Regions from separate parts of the Homo sapiens genome. Here region 1 is linked to region 2. A link is an interaction called in ENCODE POLR2A ChIA-PET data of the cell type or tissue named here. Cell type or tissue: MCF 10A. All regions are shown on one strand. Each heading gives the region's core, and the rest is flanking DNA. Links, peaks and the distances in the headings are about the cores only.

Region 1 (5,393 bases), core at 109-5,108, 89 kb after region 2:
CTTACGCTTTCAGTATTTCTCCCTGATCCAGAATGTAGTATTCAAGTGTTGATATAGCTGAGTGGTTAACCCAGAAAACTTTTCTAATCCTCCTCCTCTTCCCTTGATTCTTGTGTTATTTTTGGAAAACCTTTAAGGAGACTGTGCCTCTACAAAGATAACAGCCAGATGATGAATATACACACACACAAAACAGAGGGAAACAAAAATCTTGCTCACATACTTCACGTAAAATAAGAATGACATCTGGATACCATAAGGCGGATATCTCATTTTCTGGTAAAAACTGTCTCCTGGTTTTTCTGTTATGGAAGCATAAAGCAAGAGATGCTTTTAAAAAGCCATCTATACTCCAGAGCAACTCTGTCCTCTCTAGGTCTCTGCCTAGCCTGCTTTAACTGAAATGTTAACAAGTACTGAAAGTTTAGTATACCCACTGTTGAAAATTCAGAGTAGTAGTCAATAATCACTAATCAGGATCACTAATAATCACAAAAGGATGCTTCTTTCCATACGGAATAGGTTCTAAGAAACGTTTTCAAGCTCTACAAATGATACTCAGAATAAAAAAAAAAAGTAACTCCAAGATTCTAAGTAATCTGAAAAATCTATCTATATAATAGGACAAAATCTGACAGAAGCCTTTTCTCCCTCCCAGGGCTCTGTTCATTTTTGGTCACTGCATATGTCTTGTGATGTCTGAGGACTTTGAGGTGTCATCCTGAGACAGCAATCTGCATCTGATTTTGCACAGAGGAAACTGACTTGATGCAGATCACATATTTTGCTGTTAGGTCAGGTCTGAGAAAGAAACTCTGGACTTATTCCACTTGTATTTAATGCCTCTGGGAAGTGAATATTCTCAGCAATAAGGTCTTTCATGCTTTTGGGCTTAAGCATTGCCTCCATTTGAAATACTTCCCCTCCTCAAATTCTCAACCTGTTGAAATATTTTGAATCTTACTGAAATACCACCTCCTCTCTAGAGTGCTTCCTTACTCCCTACAATTAGAATGAATGGATCCTGCTTCTGCATGTTCTGTAACATTTTTTTGTCTATTTTGCACATATCTATCCTTTTTACCATTGTTAATTTCATATCTATGATTTCTTTTCTCCAGCAGAAATTCATAAAGTTTCTGAATGCTCCACATACACAGGACAGATGGAAGTAGGACTGGGCTTGAACCATATTATTTTGCCTCTGATATCTAAGTTATGTTTTGTTCAAGAAGATTTAAAAACTCCTGATCTAGGACTTCTCATTTCATATCCAGAATTTCCCAGAGAAACACATTTTCCATGTCTCCTGACCTTTTCTTTTTTCATGCTGTAATGAGGACATTGCAGAGACCAAAAATATAAATCCCTGTTTTTGAGAGCTGGTCATAGCTCAGAAAATCAAACAATGATTCTTCTATACACCTCAAAAAGGCAAAGATAAGACACTAGCCCAGAAGGACAGTGAGCTAAAAGTGTTCATTCGATTCTGGTTCCCTGGCTATGATGGAGAAAAGTGTCCTCCACCCTGCATCTCCTCCAGTGAACTTATCCTACAAATGTTGAGCAGACTCTTACCCCACAATCAGCTCTTCACAAAAGCAGACTCCAATCCAACTAGCAGAAACACTGTGCAGAGGATAAACACACAAAAAACATTTAAGTGATTTATCATATCATGAACTTCAAAAAGTATAGTCTATGCCAAACAGAGTAGAAAAAGGAGCAGAGACCAATCTGTCACCACATCCTTCTCCCCTCATGTCCCCATGATTCTCGTTTTTCTCAGAACTTTTCTCAAACAACTAATTGGTTTGTATTTCTAGAAGCAAAGAATGTAAACAAACACTTTAATGGAATTGATTCATGAGACTGGTTATTCTTATCTGTGTGGTTGCTGGCCTTGAAATCATCTTCTTAAGGGCAAGGAATGACTCTAGAATACAGTATCAGAGCAGAAAATCAAATCTGAGATGCTCAAATTCACGTGGGCTCCCCTAAAGATAAAATACATGATTTTTCTCATAATCACTGTAGCACTATGGAAAAAATACCAGCAACTTTTATACAGTTTTAGCTCAACTCTTCACCTTCAGTGATCCTGTCCTCTAGATAAAAGTGACCGGGTGGCTAATTTGATAACAGTAAGACAGTTTTAGGACTATTTCTAGGCAGAAAACAAGGACTGTATTTTCCAAATCTTCCCATCCATCCCAATTTTCCAGAATAACTGAGAAAGGCAGGCAATAAGTCAATTTTTGAGACCATTCAGGAAAAGTCCTGATATCGTGCACTGTTCAAAATTACTCAAATACCAGTAACAGGTAGCCCTGGGCAAGGACCCATGGAAAAGGCCAAGAGACATAGGTTCTTTTGTTAGCCGCCCGCACAGGCTGTCTTCCGAACAGGACAAGGCATATAGCCAGGTAATGCTGGCTCTACTGTGCCCAGGTGCAACATGCCCTAGAAAAAGGGTTCTAAAAATATCCAAGAGTCATATCACTACTAAAGGTGATTAGTGTGCAAAGTATCCGAACTATATTTATTTAGGATTCTATGGAGGGCTCACAATTGGAGTGGCATGACTCACTATACTTCCTGTGGCTTCTCTGCCATTTCCACCCTCCTTCACAGGCTTAAACATCTGTCGGGACACTGCTAGAGAGACATGAAAATGCAGTACTACTTTTAACAGATTCTTGTTCAGGGAGAAATCTGTTACCCTCTAAACTTTGTTAATGTTATATTTTTCTGAAATCCTAGAGAATACATGAAAAGCAAGTTTCACTTTGTTACCTGTTTATTTTGTTAGAAGTATTTGCAATTATTGAAAGGATAAAGGTCCCTTCCCCTTTAAGAAGCCAGGTGGTAACATAACAGTTGCACCTTTCATCCAAGCAAATCATTCAGGAGAGAATGACTTATGGACAGTACAGGGCACACAACATTATGTTCTGAATATCCCTTTAGAGGGCAATTCAGTGCCAGGAAAGAAGAAAACAAGGGGCTACAGAAATGTGAGGTTTCAGATGGCAAAGGGATGGATTAAAGGGAGAAATCTTGTATTTATAATTTCCACCAAGTAACAGGAGAAATTAATACCTATTTTCTAAACAGTAGTTTACCACAAGATAAAAATTATTGTGGCAGAAATTAATTTAGAAAATACTCATAGTATATTATGTATAAATCCATGTATATAATAGCCATAGTAAAACTAAAGTGAAGATCAACATAGATCAGTGAAGCCACAGATTACTTCTTTTATTAATGCTTTATGCAACCCCCACTCCCAAGCACCCTTTAAACATTTATCTTACTGGATGATGAGTCCATGATTAATTGGCAGTAAGAGCAACAAATATATTTACTATAGTAAAAAAGTCATTGATAAATATAGAACATTTTACATCTTCACCCTGTGGAGAATTAGTTGCACATGCATGTTTATAGCAGCACAATTCGCAAATGCAAAAAATGTGGAACCAACCCAAATGCCCATCAATCAATGAGTGGATAAAGAAACTGTGATATACATATGTGTATACACGTATACAGATATACACATATATATACATCTATATACACATATATACATATATATACACATATATATATAAATACACACACACACACACACACACACACAAGGGAATACTACTCAGCCATAAAGAGGAACGAATTAATGGCATTCACAGCAACCTGGATGGAATTGGAGAGCATCTAAGCGAAGTAATTCAGGAATGGAAAACCAAACACCGTATCTTCTTACTCATAAGTGGGAGCTAAGCTATGAGGATGCAAAGGCATAAGAATGAAACAATGGCTTTAGGGACTCGAGGGAAAGGGTGGGAAGAGGGTGAGGTATAAAAGACTACAATTTGGGTGCAGTGTATACTGCTCAGGTGATATGCACCGAAATCTCACAGATCACCACTAAGGAACTTACTCATGTAACCAAACACTACCTGTTCCCCAATAACCTATGGAAATAAAAAAATTTAATAAAAAAGACATAACGATTATAACCTCAGAAAATGTCTGCAGAGAATAAAGCTACTTCACAAGTAAAAAGTACATCTGAATAAGAAGACTAAATACTGAAAAGAACTCAGATTACCCAAGATTCATGTAATATATTAAATGCAGTTATAATATACCAATGAGATATTTTTTCAAAAATGTTTAACAAAATATTCTGAAATTTTCCTGCGAGAATGAACTATAAAAGTATCCAAGAAAAAAGTTTTAAATAATAAGAGTGATAAAAGTAATAACAAGCAGAGGGAATTCATTAAAGTCATTAAGCCATATTATAAAACAACAACAATTGAAATACTGTAGTAGAAGTCTAAGAATAAACAGATCAATAGAACAAAATATAAAGTTCTAAACTAATGCAAGTGCATGTAAAATATGGTTTGTGATAGGTTTATGTAAAATCATTTGAAGACTAGTATATTATTTAGGTGATAGGCTAAATACAAGGGAGAATGTTAACTTCCTCCCTCATAATGTACACCAAATCAAATTCCAGACATACTCAAGAACTAAATATAACAATAGCACATTTTTTAAAACTGGTAGAAAATATTATGAACACTTTTATGATCTTGGAGGAAGGATATTCTGAGTAAGCAACCATTTAAAGACAAAATTAACTTATAAAAATTATTAAATCTGACTACCTAAAAAGCATAACTTCTGAAAGTTAGAAGTGCCATCAATAAAATTTAAAACAATTTTCACATGCATTCACAAAATTTCACATGCATTCACAAAAAGAATAATGAAAAAGAAACTAATGATGGAAAGAGAGTTAAGTTCTTTAATTATACAGCTCTTAGAAGTCAGCAACAGACACGACAAAAATAAAGACAAAAAATATGCTCAGTATAATAAACAGACAACTCATGAAGAAATGACTGAATAACAAATGAATTATTATCCTTCCTAATAATAGATAAATTTAAATAATGAAATACCATGTTTGGCTTACCAAATTAGCAATGACTGAAACAAGAAGTTCTGATCGGGATGCAAGGAAATGGGGCTTTAATTTGCTATGGGTAAAAAGTGAAAATGGTTCCTACCTTCTAGGAGGGGAGAATATGGATCTAAAGCCTTTAAAATGTACTTTAATCAGAAGCTCCTCCAAGAAAATTAATCAGATACATTTTCTTTTATATCTATATATGTAGATATTAATAGCATGTTGTTTATATTTCAAAAAAATGTAAAACCATTTATAAATTGAGTAAATTTATGAAACCACTTAAAATAATGCCATAGAATAACAGTGATGTAGGAAAAATCAAAATATATGGCTCATAGTTCATAATATATGGCTGAGTGAAAACAGGCATTTTTAAAAATAGTATGGTCTTGATTTC
Region 2 (5,393 bases), core at 209-5,208:
ACACACCCTGCCAGGATATCCTGCTGCCCCCAGGCACTATATGAAGACATACCCATTCCTCCCTGCCATGGCAGAGAAAGTCCTTTCCAGAGAAGAACTTTGGTTTCTTGGCCTTGTTCCAGACTGAACCAAAAGAGGAAACGAAATAGACAAAGCACCAGATGGAGAGTAACTAGTCAGAATGATTCAGTCCACAAACACCTCCATATCTAAGAAATGAGCACAGGTTTCCAGCACACTAAGGTACATCTGGGTGGGGTGACAGCAATAGGTGCTCATTTGAAGCAGTTGGAGATCATGGTACACAAAACCAGCCTTCGAAGTAGTATGTTACCGCAAGAGCCATGGCCACTTTGAAGTAAAATCAAATTGTCATTGGTGAGATGAAGAAGCTGTGGAATTTCAACCTGGTTGGTTTCAGCACTTGCTGTTACATTTGCACTGCTGTTTAAAATGCTAGTTCTATTGGATTCTGAGGATACTATACAAAAAAAATTCCCAAGAATAAATAAAGAAGTAGTACCCCAAGCACAGGAAATGATCATCAAAACTCATCCTTTCCTATAGTGAAAGGATTACTATTTCACTATTACTATAGTGAAATCAGTAATTTTCACAAGGAATCTGCATCACCAGCAATCCTCCCTGGGGAAAAAAATGGAAGTGAATAAACAGATAAAACCTAAAATAGGGGCTGGGCACGGTGGCTCACGCCTGTAATCCCAGCGCTTTGGGAGGCCGAGGCGGGTGGATCGCGAGGTCAGCAGATGGAGACCATCCTAGCTAACACGGTGAAACCCCGTCTCTACTAAAAAAAAATACAAAAAATTAGCCGGACATGGTGGCGGGTGCCTATAGTCCCAGCTACTTGGGAGGCTGAGGCAGGAGAATGGCGTGAACCTGGGAGGCAGAGCTTGCAGTGAGCCGAGATCGCACCACTGTACTCCAGCCTGGGCGACAGAGCGAGACTCCGTCTCAGGGAAAAAAAAAAAAAAAAAAAAAAAAAAAACCTAAAATAAGGCAACCATTTCAAATAATGTAATAATAAAATCTAAAATATTACACCCATTTGAAAGAACACAAAGATATAACCTAAAATATTGCAACAATTTTAAAGGTTCTATAGATCTAAAGTAGCGGCTTCACGCTTTTTGAATATAATTCTAAATAGCACAATGCTTCCTTTTAATTCTTTTGGATTCCTGGAGAGACAGCTCCTGGCTGAGTATCAGTTGAACACACAGGTTGTCTAGGCTTTTCAATGATGGTGATGGACTTCTTTTAAGCTATCCAAATTTTTTCTTCGAAATCAACATCCTTGATTTATGTCAGCAAAAAAGCAGCTTTCTGGGGTTTCAGTTACACCTGAGCTCTGTCCATTGCCAAGCCCATATGTACCAAGGAGTTTCAGATGCAGGAAGCCCAACAGCATGAATTATTCTGAGACATCACCAGAGAACACAAATAGGCTAGGGCATCAGATCAGCAAGTCATAACTAAGCTTTCAAGCTATAGCTGACAATGAAAATAACCCCAGAAGTCTTGAGAAGCACAACCTATAAAGCAGAGGAGTGTGCTTTTCTGGAGTGAGCATGATCCAGATTTACCAGAGGAAGCATGTCAGCTGTAAACACACTCTTAGCAGCTCCATCCTAACCTGTTCCAGGCTCTTTGGGGACTGACAATCTCATCACCTGCATAGCTTGCCACAAACTTCCACGCTAAGGCATTTGCACGTAAACTGACCTTCACACTTCAGCTAATATCTTCACTGCACAATGAAATGAATGTGAACTAGAAAATCAAATTCTGTGTAAAAATAGGCAAGTCTCTTCCCAAATAAGAACAAAAGCCAAAAATTCACCTTATAAATGAGCTTTAGGAATAAGTTTTATGCTATTTTATTTTTATAGTTCATGAGGGTTCTGCAAATACTATAGCTAATCCAGTGTCACCTCCAACAGGATCTTCCAGGTAGTTGTGATTTATGTCTTTATTAGTCATGTTAATTACATAACAATACCTAAAGGGCTGCTTCTTGCATTCATTGCTTGCTCACACCACAGTAAAAAAATAATCATCACCTGACTGGTATCACAAAGCTTTCTTTCCACTACACTGGAACATTTTTACTCATCTCACACGATGATTTCAGAAGGACTGGAAGTCCATGGGATGGGTGCTTGAGCCATTTGAAGTGGCCTGTGTGTCAGTCAAAACCATTGCACCTAATCCACCTGAACAGGGTATGTAACTTCTTGCCTGAGTTGAGTCTTCTTTACCACAGCAGACTAAGGCAGGCTTTTATCCCCGTCATGGGTGAAAGCTTTAGCAACTGCTGCTCTCTTTCCATGTGGAGGATCATACATTATCACTGTACTTCTGGCCTCTCACCAGAGTCCCGTTCATTCACCCCTTGACAGCATATATAAGCCACATCCTGTAACTTCAGCTTTATCGGTAATAAAGATGATGTTTTGGTGTATGATTGCCTTATTCCTTTGTCTTATTTCTCAGTTGTGTTTGAATTTGGCCACAAAAAAAGGACTTTCCTTAGAATAGTCTAACATTTGGTGGATTGGTTGGAAACACTGAGAAACATAACAAATGGCTGAAGTGGGAAAAATAAAACAAACATTAAATGATCTTGAGCGGTTCTGGGCTTTGGATTTTTTTGTGTGCATGAGAGAGATGTTTTGACCTTAGTGGATTGCGGAGGCTTTTATTAGCTCATAAGGTTGCTTTTTATAATTTCACACTTGGCTTTTTAAAAATTCTATGACTTGGAAAAGGGGCCTTAGGCTTTAGGACATAATATTTCAACCCCGACAGATAATTACAGCTTGTCCAGTGGTAGCTTTATATGGACTGTTTTTTATATGTAGTTGTTTGTTTTATAGATTGTGACAGCCTAAAGCAAGATTCCATTGCCCTCAACAAAGACGTAACACTCAGGGAAAATACCAGGACAATTCAGCTTTGACAAAGTAGTGGCTGGGGGACTCAGAAAGCCTGGGGCTCAGCCAAGTCACATGTGCAGGAATGTCATCAGCAGACACCAATTGCACGAGACTTAGAAAAGGCCTGCCTTAAGTGGATGCAGGGAATCTCATGGTGAAGTCTTTCCCCTAAACAGTACAAGCCACTTGTCTTATCACACACATGCTAGTGATTCAGGGACCTCAGCCTATGCTAGTAGGCAGCAAGGCCACATATTTAGTTAGTGGCTGAGCAGGGATCTGAATACAGGCTGGATTTGCCCCAGAATACAAGCTCTCAATCAACTGTATTATTAGTTTTCTTTTGCTGCTGTATCAAATTGCCAGGAACTTAGTGACCTAAAACAGCACAAATTTATTATCTTACACTTCTGGAGGTCAGAAGTCCCAAGTGGGATCTACTAGGCTAAAATCAAGATGTTGACAGGGCTGCAGGCCTTCTGAAGCATCTAGGAGAAAATCCATCTCCTTGATTTTTCCAGCTTCTAGAGGCCACCTGTATTCCTTGATTCATCCTTAAGGAAGTAGCGTAGCAGCTGTAAATCTCTCTAACTCTGACCCTCTTGTCTTCCTCTTATAAGGACCCTTGTGATTATATGGAGCCTTTCTAGATAATCCAGGATAATCTGCCCATCTCAAATCCTTAATGATGTCTGAAAAGTCAAAGTAACGTATGACAGGGTCCATGGGATTAGGATGTGGATATGTTTGGGAGGAGGTTCTTCCATCTACCATTCCAGGACTCATTCAGCCTCCCCTTCATGTTGACATTGCATCTGGGGCCATAGTTTTTGACAATATACTAAGCCCCACATTCTGAGAATGTAATTTTTTCTGGGATAATTGCTTTAGAGGATGAGGTTTGGCTTCTTTTCTCAATATGGTAGGTGTGGCCCACCAGTGAAAATAATAACTGCTTGAAACTTTTCATCAGTAAAGTCATCAGAAACCCAGCATATATTTTCTGCAGTCCTGCAGGAACCACACCAGCCTCAAGAAGAGCGAGCCCCAGCTGCAAGCCCTGGCAGGACCCCTCACTCTGCTAACACTGTGGAGACCCCTCACCCCAACCCTTAATGGGAAGTCAGTATATAATTAGTCACGTTGGGTTGGGCTTTTAATTCACCAAAGCAGTAGAGTTTGATTCAGACTTTAATTCACTTGGGTTTTGTTAACATTAGACTTAAACTTGCGAAGGGACTAATGTATCGATTTTAATTCTTCTGAGAGAATTTCACAGAGGGAGGAACTATATTCAAATTTGGGGCATCCTCGCTTTCTTGGCATTTTATTCGTGGAGTTTCTCTCTGCATTTTCACTTAATTTTATTTCATAACTTCCAGTAGGTTATATTGGACAGTTACTTCCAATAGATTATATTGAACAGTTGTAGCAGGACAGCACTGAGCAAGGGAAACAGAATAGAAAGAATATTTTTGGCCTTGGAGTCCATTTAATTACTGCATTGTTCTGACCCATTTCAAAGCCTCCTGCAGAAAAATCTCATCTCAGCAGGAGGAAGCCTGCCCAAACCAGCCCTGCTGGGTAAGTTGCTTTAAGTCCAGCAGGAATCAGTGTCTGTAGTGGTGGAGATGAAGCAGGCTGCAGCATGCTATTGCTGAATGGGTTAAAGCTCCAGGACTCCAGGAGGCATCTTTACTTTACAGTCCTCTTACCTCTCTCACCTAGGGCCCCTAGAGTTGTGACAGCCAAGAAATAAGCCACATTCTCTAATATCAGGTGTGTTCATTGAAATGGTGATACTTTGAACTCTAGCTGACTTATTATTTGTCTTTTCTTTTTTCAGTTGGATCCAAATTTAAGTGAAAAATGGGGCTGTTATTTATTGGGACCCCACGAAATTCCCCCTAATTTTTTTTCTCTAGATTGTTATACTGGCCTTCTAGTGGGTCTCTTTCTTCAGTCAGTTCTTGAGGCCTGTGCTGTAGGCATTTGAGTTTGTCATCTTTTGCTTACAGCAGAAGAGCTTAACCCTTTTTGAGACAGGAACCCCTGTGAAAGTCTGGCAGATCCTGAGGACCCCTTTCAGAAATAATATCTTTAAATATGTAACATAAAATACACAAGATTACAAGTAAAATAATCACACTGAAATACAGTTCTCAAAAATGTTTTAAAACAAAATTTACCCTCAGCAGGTGATGATAATTAAGGTAGGAATTAGTGTAGCTTCAAAGAGGATATAAAACATAATTAGTTCTGTAGTTGTGAACGCTATAATTTAAAAAAATCTGCAGGGAAATCAATATAGAAATATAGAGCTTTTTTCGTGGGGGCGTGCAAATATACAATTCATATAATTTATATGAATCCCTATTATTACATTAACATGATTTAGTACTTAACCTATAAGCACCATAATTTAAATATGCT

The links. ChIA-PET counts read pairs that join two places held together with the same protein. Peaks named below come from ENCODE experiments on the same cell type or tissue, not always from the same donor. Only the 100,000 strongest peaks of a DNase experiment are listed, where the experiment ranks them.
Region 1: POLR2A ChIA-PET joins it to region 2 with 5 read pairs; 5 of 35 experiments call an interaction of 5 or more read pairs at or near these places.

The regions. Positions count from the first base shown.
Region 1 is chr15:39,285,106-39,290,498 of GRCh38, forward strand. All of the region lies in intron 1 of LOC105370777 (a long non-coding RNA gene), which reads right to left. Among named protein-coding and RNA genes, the nearest start is that of LINC02915, 37 kb to the left of the region's middle. In MCF 10A, for the core only: no CTCF peak of the experiment used is centred there; a DNase peak (open chromatin) is centred at 2,596.
Region 2 is chr15:39,196,224-39,201,616 of GRCh38, forward strand. The region is part of intron 1 of LOC105370777 (a long non-coding RNA gene); the gene reads right to left. Among named protein-coding and RNA genes, the nearest start is that of LINC02915, 52 kb to the right of the region's middle. In MCF 10A, for the core only: no CTCF peak of the experiment used is centred there; no DNase peak of the experiment used is centred there.